Linked DNA regions of Mus musculus: region 2 is linked to region 1. Evidence: chromatin loops called from intact Hi-C (ENCODE). Cell type or tissue: left cerebral cortex. All regions are shown on one strand.

Region 1 (2,500 bases):
AAAACAGGGCTTTCATCGGAGCACGCTAGGCTGCTGCATTCCTGCCCCTAGCGAGCAGCTCTGTCCCTCTGCCAGCCCTGTGGCCAGAGTCCAGGGCAAGCACCCCTCTTGGGATTCCTTTCAGACAAAGCTCTCTGCAGGCTGTGGGCTTGGGGCCTATTTGATCTTTGGACTTTGGAGGAAGTGAAGAAATAACCTGGTTTTAGATGAGGACACCAAGAACTCCAGGGACGGGATTGAGCAACGAGGCGGTAAAACTAGAAAAGCCACCTGATAGGAAGGTTCTAGGGCAGCAACAAATGGCACAAAGAGAACCTCTGTTGGTTTTGGAGGCCTTACAGTTTACAAAGTACTTTCATACACGGAAATATAAAAGAAGAGGAGGAGGAGGAACAGGAAAAGAGGAGAAGGAAGAGAAGGAAGAGGAGAAGAGGAGGAGGAACAGGAAGAAGAGGAGGAGGAGGAAAAGTGAAAAGGAGACGAGGAAGAGGAAGAAGAGGAAAGGGGGATGGGGGAGGAGGAGGAGGGGGAAGGAGGAGGAGGAGGAGGGGGAAGGAGCAGGAGCAGGAGGAGGAGGAGGAGGAGGAGGAGGAGGAGGAGGAGGAGTGTGTCCCAGAGAGCCTGTGTTATTCGCCCAAGGTCAGGGAGAGTGAGGCAGAGTTCTTTGCTGCACTTCAAGTTCACAGTACTGCGAGGAAGAATTTGGGTGTCTTCCTCCACCAGTATGTAAAACAGGACAGCGAAGAGTGGAGCGCAGTGTGAAGGGCACAAAGCTGCCCTCTCCCAGGGAAGTGAGGCAGGGTCAGGGCAGGAATCTCAGGTGAGGGAGTGACAGTCCTCGATGACCCTGAAAGGGCTTAGGTGCGGGGTGGATTCTGACAGGACTGATCTGAATAGGAAACAGAGACGATGAAGAGCAAAGATTAACGCGCAGATTCTGGCACTGAGACACAAAGAGGGCCCACGCTGGAAGATGAAAAAGTCTTTGGAGAGCTCAGTTAAGAATTGGAGCTTCGGTCAATCAAACTTACCCAGTCACGCTGATCATTGAAAAGTAACCTCAGAAGGGTTACTCGACTAAAACCCGACACCGCCCAGGAGCCCGTGGCCTTCTGGGAGTAGTAGTTCTTTCACTTAACGTGCGAACTTAAACTCATCTCCTGCTTCTAAGTGTTATCACTACAAGTCCCAGGATGCAGCATGGCTCCTTGTCATCCATAGCACTACAATTCCCAGGTTTCCTAGCTACATCTTGGGGCGGTGTGAAAGCAGCCAAGACCAGGGATGCAGTAAGATTACGCCCCCTGGTGTCGGAGAAGCGGCAGCCGCGGTGACACGCCTCGAGCGGAGGGTTATAGTACTGAAAAGTAACCCTCCGCCTCACCGGTCCTCAGATAGTTCCCAGGCGTGCCTGGAAACATACTCGGCTTCACTTTGTTCTCAGGGAGATTGGAGATGAGAGGTTGTTTCCCATTTCTGTAGACATTTTTTTTTCTGTGAAAATGAGACTGATTGTCGAGGACACATCAAGCCGCCCCCTGGTGACACCTTGGGTTTTCCATTGTTCTCTGGTGACGAAGCTGAGGGGGTCCATTCACAACTGAACTCTTCTCCCCCTATTCACTTGCATTTGAGTGACCAGCGCTTGGTTTTTGGAGATACACTGATGAACAAGATATTGCCTCTAGGGTTAACAGAATTCACAATCTAGCAGAATTCAGAAAAGGGAGGGGGCGAACCACAGCAAGTGGCTTCTCACGCTAGGGAAAGGGAGCTGTGTCTCAAAATGCTTAAAGGAAGAAATGCTAATTAGTAGTACAGGGAGATCTCAGGTGGAAGATAGTGGATTCACTCTTTTTCTTTTGAAATTTATTTATTTAATGTATATGAGTACATAGTCTCTATCTTCATGCACACCAGAAGAGGGCGTCAGATCTCATTACAGATGGTTTGTGAGCCACCATGTAGTTGCTGGGAATTGAACTCAGGACTTCTGGAAGAGCAGTCAGTGCTCTTAACCGCTGAGCCATCTCTCTAGCCCCTGTGGATTCACTCTTAACACAGGAGATGAGGGCCAGACTAGGAGGTCCTACAAATGTCAACAAAGCCTGGATGACGCTCAAAAACACCCCATGGGTGTTGGGGTACATGTCTGTTGCCCCAGTGTTCAGAACACAGAAGCTGGGCCTAGACTACAGAGTGAGACTCTGTCAAAATACCAACACACACACATACGCACACGCTCACACGCGCACACACACACACCTGAAATCCTAATGAATGAGGTCCCCATTGCTTATCCTGGCATTTAAGAGTCCACAACACAACCTGTGTGCTGTTCACTGGACCTCCGGACAGGAGTCCCCGCCCCCTCTACACTGGCCAGACCCCAGCTAACATACAAGAAACACATCAGCAAGCTGAAGGCGCCTCTGGTTTTCATTGTTCATGCCACTCCTGAAGTGCTCTTCCCTGCCTGCCGGGCTCTCTACTCCTGGCC
Region 2 (2,500 bases), 49 kb before region 1:
CATAATGATTAAAATAACATAACGAGGCAGTTGAAAGACACCTCCGGCCCCCAGCTGTCCTCGGGGGAGCCTGGCATCCTAAAGTGGCCCTGGCCTGATGACTCCCTCTGTGTGAGTGGGGGTGTGTGTGGGGGGACTCATTTGCTTATGAAATGATGACACTGGTGCTGATCCCAGGACAGCACCCCAGGATGCTGAGGACAGGCATGGGGGTGAAGAGAAGGGGTCTGTGGGAGGACAGAGGGCTAGGAGAGGAGATTAGAGCTGAGAAAGCAAGAACTTCAGCCTGACGATAAAGCAGGACAACATTCCTTTTGGGAATCAAGAGCCTCCTCTCTGGCCCCTGCCAGGGAGCCCCAGGGCCTAGCACTAACCCCCTCTCTGCCTGTGCATGCACGTGTCCTCAGGTGTCCCTTAGGCACCTGAGTTTTGAGAGCTTCTCACTGGTCTGGAACTTTCAGAGTAGGCCAAGCTGACTGTAGCCCAGGATCCATGTCTCACCACCAGTCCTAAGGCTTGTGGGCACACATCATCACCCCTGGTTTCTGGGCATCAAACTCAGGTCTTCACAGTTGCTATGAAACCACCTTAGCCTGAGTCATCTCCCCCACCCCACCCCACCCCACCCCTGCTTTTTGTTTTTGTTTCTTTGGGACAGTCATTAGGCAGCCTTAGCTGACCTTGAACTCACAGTGGTCTGTCTGCCTCTGCCTCCCTAATGCTGGGATTAAAGGCCTAGGAGTCTCTTAATGTGCAGGTAGGAGACTGCCATTGGAGAAGATTACCCTCACCATTCCCTCATTTTCTTCTTTCAAAGAGAGAGAGTTTGAAGTTTGGGGAGTGTCGAAAGTCTGAAGGCTCCCATCTGTCACCCAGGAATGAAAAATGTGAGACGAGGAAGAGGAGGAGGGGGGAGCAGGAGAGAAGAGGAGAGGAGAGGAGAGGAGAGGAGAGGAGAGGAGAGGAGAGGAGAGGAGAGGAGAGGAGAGGAGAGGAGAGGAGAGGAGAGGAGAGGAGAGGAGAGGAGAGGAGAGGAGAGGGAGGATCAAGGCAGCTTGGAGGACGGCTGCTCTGTGTGTGGGAGACTCTTCCCCCGAAGACAGACAGGTCATTTGGAGTTAGGGAGGGGTCCTTTATCACTTGTTCCTTTAGGCCCAGGCATGGACTGCTGAAAGCAGATGCTATCATCTAAAGATTCACGGACTGAGCCAAGATAAAAATGGTATTTAGCAAAAGAGAGAGAAATGAATTCAATTCCCAGTCCAGTTCGGAGTTAGATGCAGCCGTGGGCAGAATAGCAATGAGCTCCTTATTTTAAGCAAGCGGTGGAGAGATGAAAATAGATCAAGTGTTGAAGCAATCCAGGGTTTTTTTTTTTTTTTTGACATCGGTGGATTTAAGACCACTCCTTTATTAGGCAAGGAGGAGAGAGAAATATGGTCTTCAAAAATGAACCCTGGGGGCAATGGGATGGCTTACAGGTGAACGGGCTTGCCGCCAAGTCTGACAGCCAGAGTTCAGTGCCTGGCACCTCCATGATGGGAGGAGAGAACTTACTCCGCCAAGTTGTCCTCCAGCCTACACACTCATACCACGGCACCTATGCGCCCACATATATAAATAAATAAATAAATAAATAAATAAATAAATAAATAAATAAATACACTTAACTTAAAACAAGTGGGCTGGCGGTGGCACATGCCCTTAATCCCAGCACTCAGGAGACAGAGGCTGCCATTTCTGTGAGTTCAAAGCAAGCCTGGTCTATAGAGAGAGTTCCAGGACAGCCAGGGCTACACAGAGAAACCCTGTCTCACAAAACAAAACAATAACAACAACAAACAGAAGAAAGAAATAAGCCCAAAACAAAACAAATAGTACAGAGGCAGGATTTGAACACAGGCCTGGCTAACTCCCAAACCCAGGCTTTCTCTGTTCCATAGAGACTGGTTTAACTGTTACACCAAGGCCTCTCTGACTGATTTAGCACAAGATATCCCGTCCCCAGCCCTCAGGATACCTGCCCCTCCTTCACTTGTTATGTCCTTGGATGGAGTGGGTTCTTTGACGATTTGTGTTTTGAGACAAGGTGTCATTCTGTAGCCCAGACTGGCCTCAAACTCACACAATCCTCCAGCCTCAACCTTCCATGTATTGGTGTAAAAAAGGCACACATAGACTCATATATTTGAATACTTACCAAGGAGTGGCGATACTTTGAAGATGAGGAGGTGTGACCTTGTAGGAGGAAGTATAACTTTAATTTTTTCAAAACCTATTTTTAATGATGGTTCTTAAACCCTTTAACCTCCTTTTGAGCCCACCACCCACCAGAGGTAGTGGAAAAGAAAGGCTATGGGGAGTGGGGGAAGGTTCTTTGGAGCAACTCCCATCTTTGTTGTCTGGAAATCAGCCGTTCAGTTCACAGGTCAGCAGGGGCAGCTTGATCCACTCACAAACACTTTACAGATACGCCAGCAGTCCAGTTAGCGAGAGTCAG

The links. A loop is a pair of places that touch in the nucleus more often than their neighbours do. Peaks named below come from ENCODE experiments on the same cell type or tissue, not always from the same donor. Only the 100,000 strongest peaks of a DNase experiment are listed, where the experiment ranks them.
Region 2: a loop joins it to region 1, with 2.9 times the contacts of the local background. A loop is called at or near these places in 5 of 42 quality-filtered maps.

Annotation. Positions count from the first base shown.
Region 1 is chr4:134,394,956-134,397,455 of GRCm38, reverse strand. It overlaps a transcript of Pafah2 not described here. Among named protein-coding and RNA genes, the nearest start is that of Pafah2, 6.7 kb to the left of the region's middle. In left cerebral cortex, CTCF peaks have their summits at 56 and 1,312 (motif pointing left); DNase peaks (open chromatin) are centred at 110 and 1,214; H3K4me3 peaks cover 1,277 bases; H3K27ac peaks cover 1,738 bases.
Region 2 is chr4:134,443,849-134,446,348 of GRCm38, reverse strand. All of the region lies in intron 1 of Gm30453 (a long non-coding RNA gene), which reads left to right. Among named protein-coding and RNA genes, the nearest start is that of Gm30453, 3.2 kb to the left of the region's middle. In left cerebral cortex, no CTCF peak of the experiment used is centred here; DNase peaks (open chromatin) are centred at 63, 895 and 1,221; H3K27ac peaks cover 2,373 bases.